Regions from separate parts of the Homo sapiens genome. Here region 2 is linked to region 1. A link is a loop called in an ENCODE intact Hi-C map of the cell type or tissue named here. Cell type or tissue: B cell. All regions are shown on one strand.

Evidence for each region. Peaks named below come from ENCODE experiments on the same cell type or tissue, not always from the same donor. Only the 100,000 strongest peaks of a DNase experiment are listed, where the experiment ranks them.
Region 2: it touches region 1 in a loop (16-fold over the local background); 51 of 110 quality-filtered maps call a loop at or near these places.

The regions. Positions count from the first base shown.
Region 1 is chr7:106,039,240-106,047,239 of GRCh38, reverse strand. No RefSeq gene overlaps it. Among named protein-coding and RNA genes, the nearest start is that of SYPL1, 69 kb to the left of the region's middle. RefSeq lists an enhancer at 4,110-4,610. In B cell, CTCF peaks have their summits at 4,062, 4,261 (motif pointing right), 5,713 and 5,914; DNase peaks (open chromatin) are centred at 4,269 and 5,929; H3K27me3 peaks cover 869 bases.
Region 2 is chr7:105,930,771-105,938,770 of GRCh38, reverse strand. No RefSeq gene overlaps it. Among named protein-coding and RNA genes, the nearest start is that of CDHR3, 28 kb to the left of the region's middle. In B cell, no CTCF peak of the experiment used is centred here; a DNase peak (open chromatin) is centred at 4,000.

The DNA.
Region 1 (8,000 bases):
AGAACACTGGTGCAAACCACAGGATAAACTCAGAAGAACAAGACAGAGCCAGCATGTGGATCCACAGCCCTGCCCTCAGCTACAGGGGGAGGCTATAGGGGAAATGTGTCCTTGTCTGGCTTCAGAGAAGGAGTTGAGAATACTGAACTCTCAACTCTGTGCCCACAGCTCAACTCTCACCATCTCTAAAGGCCATTGGGCCCACAGCGAGGGTGATGTGCTCCGTGCTGAGGATATTGAAATGCATGCTGAGCAGCTCCTCTTTCCTCACAGCCCTTCAAAGAGCCCTCTGGCTCCTGGAAGCTGATCACTTTCCCAGAGACAGCTGACGAGTGGGACATAGGAAGAAGTGAGGTGCTGAAGGTGAAGCCAGTCCTCGATAATTATTATCATTCCGTCCCCTGCCATCATCTTGCTTTTCTCTTATTATTTATAGGATGGGAGAATGTACCAGACACATCGATCATGGTAGCTGTCGTACACACCATTCTCGCCTAAGAAAAACTGCCCAGTCACAGCCCCCAAGGAGGGAAGTGTCCCCAAGCTGTCCCTCATTCAGCATTTGCCTTGTTCTTAGCCATGTGACCCACACCTCCTCTTGGCCAGCTGTGATTGGACAGGGGCAGATGCCTTGCCCAAGACCTCCTATCCAGGGACTAGTGGGATTGTCTGATATGGCCCAGCTCAACCAACTCTGCCCAAATGAGAATTCAAATTGGCAATTAGATCCATTGAATTATCTTTCCTTCTGAGAAAACTAATTTTAGGGTCTAAAGAGAATTTTTTTTATAGAAACATGATCTCGCTGTGTTGGCCAGGCTGTTCACAAGCTCCTGGCCTCAACTGATCCTCCTGCCTTGGCCTCCCAAAGTGCTGGGATTGCAGGCATGAGCCACCATGCCTGGCCAGGAAACTGATTTTAGAGATAAAGAGAAAATGAGCCAACTGGTAGCAGAACAAAAGTCCTGAAGAAACACTTAGAAGAGGTGAGTGAAGAGCGAAGGCAGAGAGTCATATTGATGCCAGAGCCCTAGGACCAGTGGTTCTGAACCCAAATATCTCTGCACACCCACAGCAGCTGGCGGCATACCTTGCACAGGTGGCTAACACATTGTGCTCAAGGTAGAAAATGCACCTTTTGTTGCAACTGAGGATATGTATTGTTACAACAGTGCTTGTTGGACAGAATGTTGAGAGGAATACTCCTTGTAGAATGGGAGAATCCCAAACACGCACATCGGAGGGAAGAGGTAGAGTATAATGATAAGTGTGTGCCAACACAACCAAGTTTCCCAGAATGTGTGAAAACTGTCTTGTGAGGACAGAAGAGAGCACAGTTGGGGCCATAACAGTTATTCTCAAAGACATGGGCTTGCAGAGTAACCAAGTTAACGCTATAATAACCAAGGATGTTATTTAATTCTTCTAAAGGCTTGCCAAAAATTCTGATATTTGAACATGTGCCATTGTATTAGTCAGGACCTTTTGGTTTCAAGTAACAGAAACTCAACTCAAAATTAACTTACAAAGGAATCTGATGGTTCATGTCACTGAAAAATCTAGGGATAGAACAGACTTCAATGATGGCTGCATACAAATACCCAACATCATCAGGAATTATTGTTTCTCTCTCTCTTCTTATTTTTCTTTCCTTCAGTTGGCATTATTCTTTGGTTGGCAGGCTCTTCCCACACTCAACAAGGTAACCAATATTGGCTTCATGCTTCCTACTGACCTCCTTCCAGCTTAGCAGCATCAGCAGATAAGGAATAATTCCCTAGATCTACAGCACAAGTCCCAGGGGTAGTTCTCAATGGTCCACCTTGGAACACGTATCCATCCCTGAACCAATTAACAGAGCCAAGGAGAAGCTGTGATCTGATTGGCCTGGCCTGGGTCATATGCCCAGTTCTGGAGCTAGGGCATGATGTCAGCCCCACCAGAATACAGGACCTAATAGTAGAAAATGGTTATTGCTTAAGGGATGTTAAACAGGCAGTAACAACAGCCTCAGCCCCAAACAAAATAGTTGAGCACAACCTCTCCGGAGCAAAGATCCTTGAACTCCTGACATTAACCTCTTACAGATGCCTTGCATGCTAAATGACTTTCTGATCACAGTCTCCCTGAGTCCTCACTAGGCTTTTATCAATCAGGATTCTTACCTACAAACAACAAAATCCCCTCTGATTTGTTTAAACAGAAAAGAACTTATGGACGCATATTAGTGGCTCACAGACTCTCCAGCAAGGTCGGAGAAATAGGGGTTGGCACTCTGCAGCCACAAACAATACCCAAATCCTCACCTGTCTGGTCACAGGCTTGATCCCACTGCCTTTGGTGCATGTTACTATTATCATCTCTGTCTCTGCTGCCTCTGGGGTTCCATGTCCCTCCACCATGTTCCGCCCCATCACCAAGAACAATTCCATGCAGCAGCTTCTCCCTGGCTTTTCACTCTTCCAGACTGAAATCTCATCATACTGCATCCAATCCACAGAGCCTATGTCACATGCCTGTGTCCTAGCTGCAGAGGAGTCTGAGTAACTGAGTTCTGATCTCCACCCTGGTGAGGTAGCACCCCTCACATGGCGTATTTTCCAAATTTAAGAAGTTTCTTCAAATGATGTTGGGGTGGCACCAATATGACTAATATCTATTATACTACACCACCCCTGAGAAGTGAGGTCTTCTGCTTCTTCTGGGTTCTGGACAGACTGAGCAATGGAGCCAACTCTTTATTTTCACATGTTATATCCCAATAAACCTATGATTCTCTGTTCTTTGCAACCAGAAAGAAACCCAGTTAATGCAACACAATTTGGCCAATGTAATTTGGATAAAATTTAGCTTGGAGACAATGGTTTTCATCCCAGCAGGATTGGTTCACAGAAGCTCATGGCTTCTTTACAAGGAAAGGCTCCAGTGGGGCTTTTGAGGGGGTCTGGAAAGCATGGCCACATGGAGCCCTCTCAGGAGTGCCAGCCCACAGACATTTAATAGCCTTGTTCCAGAACTCTGCAAATGCCACACTGGGCTACCACTTAACCACAAGTCATCCCCAGCTATTAACAAGAAGCTGGATTGCAGGTAGGGACACCCTAGCAAGGGTCTTGCTAGTCTGATCATTTCCCTTCAGAGTCTGGAATCCTCTGGCAGCGCTTCACGGAGGACTGAACTCTCTGACCTTCCTCCTGTGGCATCTGCTGCTCCATCAGGAGCTGAAGCCATTCAGTAAGAAATCATTTTTGAGTATCAACGATGTCTCAGGCATTGTGCTCACACTGGATATGCTCTGTCTCCAGGGGGCCTTCAGACAAGGAAATTAGCCAAGGCTTAAATGGCATGAGAGGAGGCCAGGGAGGGAACAAAAATGTTCAAGTGCTATTATCCAGAAAGAGATGCATTGTTTTCATTTCTAAGCAGATTTATTGATCAGGTTCACTATGGACATCAAGGTCTTTGACCTAATATAGAAGTATAGTTGTTCTATTTTCTGAGCAGGTCGACAACAAAGAAATTTCTGTGACTGGAGAATTCATTTGTGTAAAAGCCATCTGAGGATTTCACCATTAAATACTTTTAGTTATATTGAATAAATGAAGAGAATAAAATTAGAGGAAATAGTGACCACTTCAGAAAATCTAGATGGTGCAGAGCCAGTTGGATATGCATACCTTGTTAGTCTTGGGGTGAACATTAGAAAGTCCAGTCTTTCTTTTTTTCTTTTTTTTTTTTTTTGAGACAGAGTCTCGCTCTGTTGCCCAGGCTGGAGTGCAGTGGCGCGATCTTGGTTCACTGCAACCTCCACCTCCTGGGTTCAAGCGATTCTCCTGGCTCAGCCTCCCGAGTAGCTGGGATTACAGGCACGTGCCACCACGCCCGACTAATTTTTGTATTTTTAGTAGAGACGGGGTTTCACCATGTTGGCCAGGCTGGTCTCAAACTCCTGGACTCAAGTGATCCGCCCGCCTCGGCCTCCCAAATTGCTGAGATTACAGGAGTGAGCTACCGTGTCCAACCAGGAAGTCCAGTCTTTTACCAATGGCCCCCGGCCCCACCCCTGACTCTCCTCAGAATACCGACATGTTTCACACAGTTGGAGGGTGGACAGTTGTGCAAAATATGCGTGCTGACAGCAAGGGAAAAGAGGAAATGTCTGATTTGGACCCCAAATCTCCTCCAGGAACCCAGTCACCCTGTGGCCCACCAACCTTGCCATTTCTGCAGAGGCGGCAGGTGCCCCAGGAGACCACTAGGTGTCGCTGTGAACCTGTGCAAGCGCGGCCTCACCCTGTGGGCGCACACAGCGCGGTATGTTTTCAATCAACACCTTGTCAGTTTTTCTCCCCGAGGCCCCAGGGGTGTGCTAGGAATTTTTATTTCTTGAGAAATACTGTGATTCAGCTGCCCTTTGTTGGCCCTGCTAGAGAGAATGAAGGTTGTGCTTGCTCCTGCCAGCCCCCCAGGCAGGGGAGTCCCCTTGCAAGCGTCTTCAGGCCACCAGCCTCTCTCTATCTCCCCACCTCCCATTATTCCTCTTCATTCTCCTTTTTACCTTTCTCTCTCGGTGCCCGGTAACACCGATGTGCTGCTTAGGGAAAGGTCGCCATCCTAGAGGCCTCCTTCAACCCTTCTGAATTTCACCAGTTCCTAAATAAACTAGCTTGCAAATTCTGTCCTTATCCTCCCCTTCTGACTCTGCTCCCAGCCTTGCCCCTTTCTTTCAAAGCAACCGCAAGATTGAGGCAGTGTTGGGGTGGGAGCAACAAGAGGCTCAACTATCTTTTTAGTTTCCTTTTTTTTTTTTTTTTTGACACAGGGTTTTACTCTGTTGCCCAGGCTGGAGTGCAATGACACGCTGACGGCTTCATGCAGCCTTGACCTCCTGGGCTCAAGCAATCCTCCCACTGCAGACTCCCTAGTAGCTGGGACTACAGGCCTGAGCCACCATGTGCAGCCAATTTGTGTATGTTGGTAGAGCTGGGGTTTCGCCATGTTGGCCAGGCTGGTCTCAAACTCCTGGACTCAAGTGATCTGCCTGCCTCAGCCTCCCAAAGTGCTGGGATTACAGGCTTGAGCCAGCGCACCTGGCCAAGGGTCACCTATCTTACTAGGCTTGTCAGAATCTACTCCTGGCACACAGGGGCTTAAAAGTCAGATCTGCTTTCAGATCCTACCTCCCTCTGCCACTTACTAGCTGTGTGACCTTTGGCAGGTCACACACCCTTTCTGAGCCTCAATTCTTCATATGTAAACTAAATTTACACATATAAATTCTACATTAAGTAGAATTATAAATGTGAAGACCTCACGTGATCTGGCATGTAGCCGGCATTCCATAAATGCAAAGTGATTTTCCTTATGACTACAGGGACACTTACACAGACACATATACACACACTCAACCAAAGACAGAATTTGGGAACTTTACTCTCCTGAGCATGTAGCAAGATGGTATGTCAAGGAAACAAAATTCAGGGGTGTGTATTCCGAGATGCCAAGAACCCCCATGGATTCTAACCCTCTCTACATATGTCAGCAGTGATCGACCTGTTCTGAACCCAACTGGGTGCTGTCTTGGTCAGTGGCCATAGTTTGCTTGGCAAAATGCCAGGATAGCTGTCCTGGACCCTTTGGGAAAAGGCCACTTGTGGGTGGAGCAGCCACTCACTCCTTCCTCCAGAAGGCTTGGTGCCGCCACATTCCCTGGTTTCAAGCTACCACATTGCTGCTGTGGTTTTTTGCGGTGGCCACAGGGTGGAATCTTGGCCCAGGATGCCCTGTGGCTGCTCTCTGCAGGCATTGAGGACACATACCCTGAAAGGCTCGGGAGAAGGTGGAGAGAAGGGAGAGTAGTCTTTTACCAGAGGTGTTCCTGGACCATTCACTGGACGCTAAATGGCAAATAGAGAGGCCACGCCCCTGCTGGCCAACATAGATCACTGCAGCCCCTCAGCCTTTGGGTAGAGGCTGTTCCTGAGTGATTAGGATCTCTGCTTGGAAGGCACTTCAGTACTCATAGCCAGGATGAGGCTGCTTCTGTGGAGCAGCAGATAGGTAGTGGGTGTGTGAAGAACAGAGAAAAGAATAAACATTGCCTCCTGCATTGCCCAAAGCAGTGCGCTGGGCTTGGCAGGGTTGCAGGAGGCCAGGGGTGGTTTCAGACCCCTAACTCAAGCCTCAAAAGACAGGATATGCTCAGAACACATTGCTCCTGCAGAGGCTGGTGTTGACTCTGAACCTGTGAAGATTTCTGCAGCCATGAGCAGCCTTGGACTTTCAGGGTAGAGAGCTGTTCAGCAAGAGGATCCATCTGGGGGTCCAGTCACCTGACCCCTTTTCCCATCAGAACACAAATCAAAGGCCATCACTAAGCCCTTCCTGCCTAGGCTCAGAGGAGACACACTCAGTTGCCATCCTGGCTCTGTGACCTCTGGACAAGTCTCCTAATCTCTCCAACCTTCAGCTTTCTCATCTGTAAAGTGGATATGATCTTCAAGATGCAGACCATTCTCAGAGGCGTGCCATGAGGATTATAGATGGTGCAGGTGGAGGGCCCGCTTGTGGTAGGCACGCACTGCAATCATGAGGTTTCCAGAGACTTCTCTGCAGGCTGCTAAGGTGCAGCAGGAGCTGTTGCTGCTAACCTCAGCGAGGTGTGCCAGCACGCCAGATCAGACTCCTCAAACCAAAGCAGACAGAAGCTGGGAAGGGCTGAAAGCCCGACACTGCAACCTGAGCAAAGGGTGCCTCACTTGTCTGTTTGAAAAGCTCATGAAACCCTTGAGCATTGCTGGTGGAAATTTAAAATGGTGCAGCCATGGTGGAAAGCAGCCTGGCAGTTGGTCAACAAGGTAAATATAGAGTTACCACATCACCCAGTAACTCCATTCCTAGGTATATACCTAGGAAATAAGAACAAATGTCCACAGAAGAACTTGTATGCAAATGCTCATGGCAGCATTATTTATAGCAGCCAGAAGATGGAAACAACCCAAATATCATCAACTGATGAATGGATAAATAAAATGTGGTATATCCATGCAGTGGGCCATTATTCAGCCATAAAAATGAATGTATGGACCTACCATGTGGATGAATCTTGAAAAGATTATGCTAACTGAAATAAGCCAGACACAAAAGGACAAACATTGTATGATTCCATTTCTATGAAATGTCCAGTATAGGCAAATCCATAGAGAGAGAAAGCAGTTCAGCGGTGCCAGTGCCTGGGGATGGGGAATGACTGTTAATGTGCGTGAAGTTTATTTTGGGGATGATGAAAATGTTTTGGAATTACATAGCAGTGGTGGTTGCACAACTCCGTGAATATCTAAAAACCACTGAATTCTATGGCATGTGAGTTAAATCACAATAAAACTGTTATTTTAAAAAGGACCCTTAGCCTGCCAGCTGGAGTGTGCTTTGACCATGGACCAGCAAATGAGGTGGGCCATGCAGGGAGTGCAACTCTTGTGAGCCTTGCCTATAAATCAGATTAAGCGGCTTCTCTCCCTCAGCTGCCCCGGGTTCTGAAGGGGCTGCAGCAGCCACAGTCTGTCTCTGAACACCACCCTAATGAAAAGGCTGCTGAGGGCGCTGTGGCCTAGAGCGTAAGCATCCACAATGCTCACTCCAGGCCCTAGGCCAGCCTCACCCGGATAGCCCAGCTCGCAGTCACATGGGGAAAATCAGAGTTTACGAGCATGCTCTGCTTCGGTTTCAACACTGACGGGGATCACGTTTTCCAAACCAGGCATCAGAACTGATTGTATGGTTTGTACCCATGGGGACAGTGGGATGCACCATTTTAAGTGATATCCGTCTCCAAAAATTTGGGCATAAGGCTCCGGTTTTCCAGAACACATTCATCTCCTTCTGTTCCCCCAAACAGACAAGTTTTCTAAGAACTTCAACTCTCTGGGGAGTCCTAGACAGAAGTTAGAGTTTCCTACAATTCAGGTCTCCTGACGTTTAATCAGAACTGTACTTTTTCA
Region 2 (8,000 bases), 110 kb after region 1:
TCTAAATGAGAGCCGTTTAGACGTCTCCAATTTACTTTAAATACTCCAGTGAGGTAGAGACAGGGATATTATGTGTGTGCTGGTTCGTTTCTGCTTTTACTCTAAGGGCAGTCAGTTGCTCTAATGGAAAATTCTACTCCAGGGTAGTGAGCTAGTATTTTATCAGAAAGGACACATTCCAGAGGCAGCCACTTTAAGTGCTTCTTTGATCGATGTCTCCCTGAATACCTGAGGCTTTGTTAATTAGCATCGTGAATGTCAGAAATGGATTTTTATTGTTTAAATTAGTTCATCGTTAATAAGTACAATGAATATTAGAAGTGGACTCTCCTTTGTGAAATTAAAGGTATTCAAGATGTGTGGATGGGCCAACGTATTTTAGATGTTACATTCTCCACTGCAATGGAAAGGGGTCCCAATCCAGACCCCAAGAGAGGGTTCTTGGATCTTGCACAAGAAAGAATTTCAGGTGAATCCATACAGTAAAGTGAAAGGACGTTTATTAAGAAAGTAAAGGAATAAAAGAATGGCTACTCCATAGGCAGAGCAGGCCCAAGAGCTGCCAGTTGCCCATTTTTATGGTTATTTCTTGATTATATGAAAACAAGGGGTGGACTATTCATGTCTCCCATTTTCAGACCTTATAGGGTAACTGCCTGACATTGCCATGGCATTTGTAAACTGTCATGGTGCTGGTGGGACTGTAGCAGTGAGGATGACCAGAGATCACTCTTGTCACCATCTTGGTTTTGGGGAGTTTTGACTGGCTCCTTTACTGCAACCTGTTTTATCAGCAAGGTCTTTATGACCTGTATCTTGTGCTGACCTCCTATCTCATCCCATGACTTAGAATGCCTTAACCATCTGGGAATGCAGCCCAGTAGGTCTTAGCCTTATTTTACCCAGTCCCTATTCAAGATGGAGTTGCTCTGATTCAAACACCTCTGACAGTGTGGTAGATACATAAATGTGTGGCCCAGAGTCCTCCTTCAAGGAAGGACTTGCTACCCAGCTGTGGGGAGTACCATCAGGGGACAGCTGCAGCTGCCTGCTCCTTCGGGGTCTGCTTCAGATGCAGAGAGCCTCCTCACCCACAGCCCTTATCTGCTGCCTGAGCCAGGTCAGGGATAAAGACGCAGCTATTTGACCCAGTGCAAGATAACCCTGATGGCTAATATTTGTAGTGTGATGTGTCCCCTGCCAGGTTGCTGAGGGATGTGTGTCTGCTTCCTGAACCCCGAAGGCCAGGCCATGAGCCAAGCCCATGGTACCCAGCTGAGGAGCAGGTATCCCTGAGAAACCAAACATCCCAGAGAGTATCTGCAAACCTACCAGGGAAAGCAATCCCATCACACACACACACACACACACACACAGAGCAAAGAGCCAGAAAATTAGCTTAAAAGCAGCTTAGGGATGGGGGGCAGGGTGGATCTCTAAAGCTGTCCTGCTGCCGTCCAAGAGTTCCTTGTATGTAAGTCCTAATAAACTCATTTATTTGCTAGGCTGGACTTGTTTAAGTCATTTTTTGGTCTCTCCACTCCCTCCCAGTTTGGGGGAAGGTTTTTCTCATTACAATATTCACTCTAAAACTCAACATTGGGTTGGTTGAGGCTTTGTTGGATGTGCATTATGGTTCAACTTTTCCCTCTGCCCAATCTAGATTCCTTCCCTTTTTCTTTTTTTTAACTTACCTTAAACTTTATTGAACTTAAATTCTGCTAACAGAAGAGAATTCAAACAGACCAGTAAAAACAAACAAACAAAAAAACTCAGAGCAGTTATTTACCATTAATAATTCCCTTCAATTTGTAGATTATAAAGCTCCATCAACATGGAAATAAACTCCTAATCATGTCGTACTTTTGATAAACTAGCAAGAGAAAATAAGTGTAAAGAGTATAAATGAAGTTTAAAGATGGTCTGTACTCTTTGTGATATTCAATTATTTTGAGTTTTTTTTTAAAAGCAGAACTAGCTGGCCATATATGTTTTTTTGTTTTGTGTTTTTGAGACAGAATTTCGCTCTTGTTGTCCAGGCTGGAGTCCAATGGCACGATCTCGGCTCACCGCAACCTCCGCCTCCTGGGTTCAAGTGATTCTCCTGCCTCAGCCTCCTGAGTAGCTGGGACTACAGGCATGCGCCACCACTCCCGGCTAATTTTGTATTTTTAGTAGAGATGAGGTTTCTCCATCTTAGTATCTGTCTCAGTATCTGCTTCCAGAGAACCTAAGTGGCTGGGAAGTCCAAGATTAAGGCACCAGCAGATTCAGTACCTGGAGAAGGCTGATCTATGTTTCCAAGATGGTGCCTCTTCCTCTGTGCTCACATGGTGGAAGGGATGGAGGATGGGTCAGCAGCTCTCTGAAGCCTCTTTTATAAGGGCATTAATTCAGTTCACAAGGGTGGAGCCATCAGGACTTAATCACTTCCCCAAAGGCCCACCTCTTAATACCATCACCTTGGAGTGTAAATTTTAACTTACAAATTTTGGAGGCACACATACATACATTCAAACCATAGAAATTATTTATCTCAATCTTTCAACAATGATTTTCAACTAAAAAGAACTTAAGAGTGGTGCATCATGACCAAGTTGACTTAGGTCAGTTCACTATAATGGTGATACGTGGTTTAGTTTTAGCTGAGGGACTCTTACGTGACTCACCCCCTCATCTCATTCGAGTCTGTCTGTTCAAATGTCATCTCTTCCAAGCAGCCTTCCCTAATGAATCTAACTAATCAAAGGACACACACACACACACACACACACACACACACACACACACACACCATTACTTGTCACTGTGCCTGAATCCTGCTTTACTTTTTGTATTATCAAACCTAAGTTATATTTATTAATTTGTTTATTTGTTTCTGTTTCTTTCCTCCACCAGCATGTAAGCCTTATAAGGGCAGGTACCTTGTGCAGTGCTGTATTCCTAGAGCCTGAAAGCATGCTGGACACATGTCAGAAGTTAATTGTTATCTGTTGATTGAGTACATGAATGCAACTATGCAAAAAAATCTACCTCTGTCAAGTGGCAGCTATGGAGCACTGGGGCTTTAAGGCATCTACAGAAGTGGCCAGCAGTCAAATTTGGGTCCTATAACTCTGCTTGGTGGCCCTCTTCCCCTTGACATTCCCACCCTCTTGACCACCTTGATTCCTGTTCTTTCACGTAAGTTCAATTCATGATCACCAAGAAACAGTTCATCTGACCAGCCCGATTACATAAGTTCAGCAAATGTTTGTTTCTGTGTCAAGTGCCAGGTTTTGACTCTCCATGGGTCACTGGTGCCTCAAGAGGAACACTTCAATATGATGACAGGTGACTAATTAAAAGGGCAGGGCCTGGGAGTGGGGCTGGTTACTAAGCAGAAAGCGCATGCTAAATCAATTGACAATGCAAACACAACTCCGGAGTAGATTTTCAGTTCACATAGAACAATACTATTTTCAAATATTGCTTAAGTAGATAAGAAGCAACTACTTATCTACCAAAAGCAGTGATATGCGGATACAAACCATTCTTATCTATTCATTAAAGCAATTCTCCTGAGTTTCTATACTGGGCAGCAGTTTGTTAATCTAGCTGTAGCATATATTTGAAAAAACATTGAAAGGATGTATATCGCTAACTAGATCTCTCCTCCCAGAATTAGTCTGAATGAGGGTTTAATTTTCAGCACCAATGAAAACAATACCCACATGAGTGAGTCAATTGTGGTAGTGGTGGTGGTGATAGTGGTGGTGGTGACGATGGCCATGGTTGTAGCAGTGGTGTTGGTGGTAGTGGTAGAAATAGCACCACTAGCCTCTTACTATGGGCCGAGCTCTGAGAGAGAGACTGTTAGGACCTCTCGTCCACCAGATCTAGCTTCAGTCTTCTCCTCCACACAAGCTTGAGTTTCATAAAATGTGTTGGGATTAGCAACTGTGCACTGTTGACCTTGTGTCCACAGGGCCTTGCCAAGTTTAGATTTGGAGAAATGTTGCCATCTAGTGCCCCACAGGAGTCTTCACTGTTCAAGCAGCCAAGCCAGTCTCCCTCTGCTTAGCTCCCCCATCTCCCTCCCAGGTAAGAGGCCAGACACGCTGCAGGCCAGAAACGGTGAGTTTGCCCCTTACCTATAGCGGAAACCACAGAAATGTCTCCAGAGATTGTTTTGGTTTTATTTTTTAAATTCCTTTTCTCTTTACAAAATGTACAAATAGAAAGAGCTAGACAGGGGCAAAGAAACAGCAATACAATTAAGAGTTGGTAATGAGTTAACATTTGCCATGTCTAGCAAAACTCAGTGAGGAATGGGAGAAAGATGTTCAGGAGAGCTCCAGATACAGTAGTGAAGTATGTGAAGAGGGCCATTGACATGCACTTCATTGGCACTTTGGGTCACCTCCAGGTGATCCACCTGGATTTTTTCCTCAGCACAGCAAGCACTGTAGACTTTCTCACATTCACCCATCTAAAGCCCTCAGTCTGTTCTCTCAAGCTCATCCTCTTGGCTTTCCGCAGTAACAGCTAACTAAACCCATCAGCTCCTTTGTGCTCTGGGTGTCTTGACCCTCCTCTGTCAGGTAGAAGAGGGATGTTTTCAGTGGAAACTATCAAAGACTGAACAACGATTAGTTATTCTATAAAGGGGCAAGTGGCAAGCCAGGTGGGGAGGGGAGATGCTTAGGGCAGTATCTCTCCAACCCCAGGCCCACTCAACTTTCAACCATGATTTTGTCTTTCATGGTGTTCATACCTCTTGATTTGGATTTACATATTCATTTGTTTAATGCCAATCTTCCCAACTGGTCTATGAGCCCCCTGGGGTTTCTGTTCACTGCTGTATGCCCAGTGCTTAGCAGAGGGCCTGGCACACAGGAGCACTCTGATGAATGCTAGACAGAAAAATTGGTGCACATCTTTGGGGATATTTGGGTTAGTGAATGGAGACTGAGAAGTGAGGCACACCACACCGGCAGTGTTCAGTTGGAAAGAACAATGAGACTTCGTCCAGACTTGTGATTTTCAAATTGTTTAACTTTGGATCCCTTGATTTCCTTGAAATGCTATGTTGGAGCCCCCTCCTGCTTTTTTTGAAGAGAGCCCTTCTCACCATCTCCCCATCCACTTCCACTGGGCCCCGCCAGGCCCGCAAGTGGCTCCAGGTAGCACAGTTTGAAACCAGCAGATCCAATCCCTTCATTTTACAGAAAAAGAAACCCACAGAAGGTGAAAAAATGGGGAAACGTGACAAAGGTGAGAGACAGGGGTAAAATGTGTATGTCAGAGAAGGGAATTGCTTTGTCACATTTTCCCATTATGGCTCTCCTCTGTAATTCCAGAACACTCCGCAAGATTTGTTCTTCCTCATCCAGGAATTCACAGTGTGATGCATCCAGCCTGGGCCAGAAACAAAAGAGGCCTGGAGAGAATGTCAGGGGCGTGGTGTAGAAGTCGAACCTTGCTTGGTAGAGGCGGTGGCTTTGAGGACCCTGGCGATGGAGAGGGTGTGTACACTGTTAAGGGCCCATCTGGGAAACCGCAGCCTGTGGAGATGTTGGGGACAAAGCCTTTTTTGTCCTTTGCCACCCGTAAGGCAGTGCTTTTCTGAGCAGCTCTAATTATAAATCCCTGTCCTGCTAAGATGGGTAAACTTGGCAGCATTTGAGATCTGCCTTGTGTCTTAACTATTTCTCAGTTGGTTTGGGCTTGGCAAAACCCCAAATGCATTTTGCCAGGCACTCTTTCCCTTAATTTCTAATCCCTTGAGTGGCTTAAAGGAAATTTCATCCATATGCTTCTGAGTCACTTACTGTGAACTCATTTTTTGGTAAAAGAAATATGTTCTCAAGCCAGCACAGTCCAGAGAAAAGCACGCTTTTAGGCTGAAATGGGTCATGCTTTCTTGAGGAAGAATTTCCTGGATTTTCTGAGTACAAAGAGAGAAGGGGAGCAATAGTTCCTGTCCCCACGTTCCTTCCCCTTTCTGAACATGCTTTCTTGGGGCTTGCCTGAAAGCCTCCTCTATTGTTTATGAGGCTGGCAAATGCCATATCTGTGTTTGGATCTAAACAAACTCTGTGGGTTTGTGGTTTCTTGAAAATTCCCATTTTTAACCTAAGCTGGAAAAGAAACAATTATTGAACACATACTACATGTCAGGTACATCTTGGCAGCCTGGTAAGACAGACATTATCCTTGTATACAAGGAATCTGAGAAGTGGAGATATGAATTCACTAGACAAGCTATGTACTTCATAAAACCTGAAGTCAGAATTCACATCTAGAGCTATCTGACTCCCAAGTTCATGTTCTTTCCACCTGGTTGTGCCCATTCCCATGCACAGACAGGAGAGGAGGCCCAGCACATTCTAGTTGACAGTCATGGGTCTAGTAGTGGGCATACATTTTTTGCAAAGTGAACAGAAACTGAACTTGGCATTACTGCAAGAGTTACCCTTTTCTTATTGACTCAGAAGAGTTTGGGATGCTGCCTTGTTCACTGTGGTAAGATGTCAGACGTAGAAATTGCCAGTCTCAAAAGTGAAGTTTTTGATATTGCTACTAATAATGACAAGCTTCTAGGTATAACTATCAGCTGATAGGAATTACAGGTAATTACAGGAATTCTAGGTAATTACAGGAATTACAAGAACATGTTAAATGATACCATGAAGATGCAATCAGCAAAATGCAGAATGGTAAAAATTCTGCAAAACAAATAGCTCAGTTTCTTCAATAAATAAACGGCAAGAAAACAGGAGGGCAAGGAAGCCTACAGACTATGAGCGACAAGAGCTATTTCAGCAGCATGCAATGAGTGCGTCTTATTTGGGTCCTCATTTGAACAAACCAAGAATAAAAAGGAGATAATCAGGGAAATTTGAGAACTGACTGAATATTTTATAATATTAACAAATTATTTTTTTTAGATATGATAGTATTGTGATTATGTTTAAAATAAGAGAGATTATCTCTTATAAATACTGCTGAATTATTTACAGATGAAACAATATGATGCCTTGGATTTGTTCTGAAGTAATCTCAGGTGGGGTCAGGAGGAGGGTGGACATGATTGGGGAGAAAGATGAAAGGATGAAATAGAGATTGGCCAACTTTACTGAAGGTGAGTGATTAGTACAAGGGGTTCATTGGATTAGTCAGATGTTTATATGCTTGAAAGTGTCCATAATAAAGAAAAATTGTTTTAATTATGATGATCAAAATTATTCTAATGAATTTAAATTTCTTTCTTCCCCACTTGTATCTTAATCTTTACAACAACTCTTTAGAAGTTCTGACATGAACATGCTATAGGTTTTTGTAGTGCTGGTGGTGGTGATGACTTAAAAGGAGGAAGGAAGAAAGGAAGGAGGAAGAGAGGAAGGGAAAGAGGAAGAAGAGAGGAAGGGGAAAGAGGAGGGAGAGAGGGAGGAAAGGGAAGGTGGAAGAAGAAAAGCTGAGCCGATGGAGGAGGGAAGTAATTTCTCATCAAAGAGAGCCAAGTTCCTGAATACTCAAGTCCCAAAATGTACAGTTCACATGGGTTCAAACTTCGCCTCTCACTTCCCTGACATCCGGATTGCCGAGCTGAAGTGTAGGTGTAAGCCTGGGTGCCAGAAGTCTTCAAAGGTAAAGAAACACTTCACCTTGACCTCTGTCCCTGACTCCATGGGGCTGCACTTATGTTGATGCCTTAACACTGCTCTGAATAATCTGCACCATCACATATATTTAACAGTGAGAGGCAGGCATACTTCTGAGATTCTTTTTAAAATAATAACTTCCAGATGTTTTGAGTGATCTTAGGCTAATGGTAAAGTGAAGGTACATTCTCTGTCCAGAAACCCATGAAGATATGAGAATTGATTAGGCGTTATGACATCCTATATCGTCCTTGTAACTTTTTAAAAAATTTTAAATTTTTTTAATTTTTAATTTTCATTGTTTTAAAGATAGAGTCTCACTCTCTCACCCAGGCTGGAGTGCAGTAGCACAAC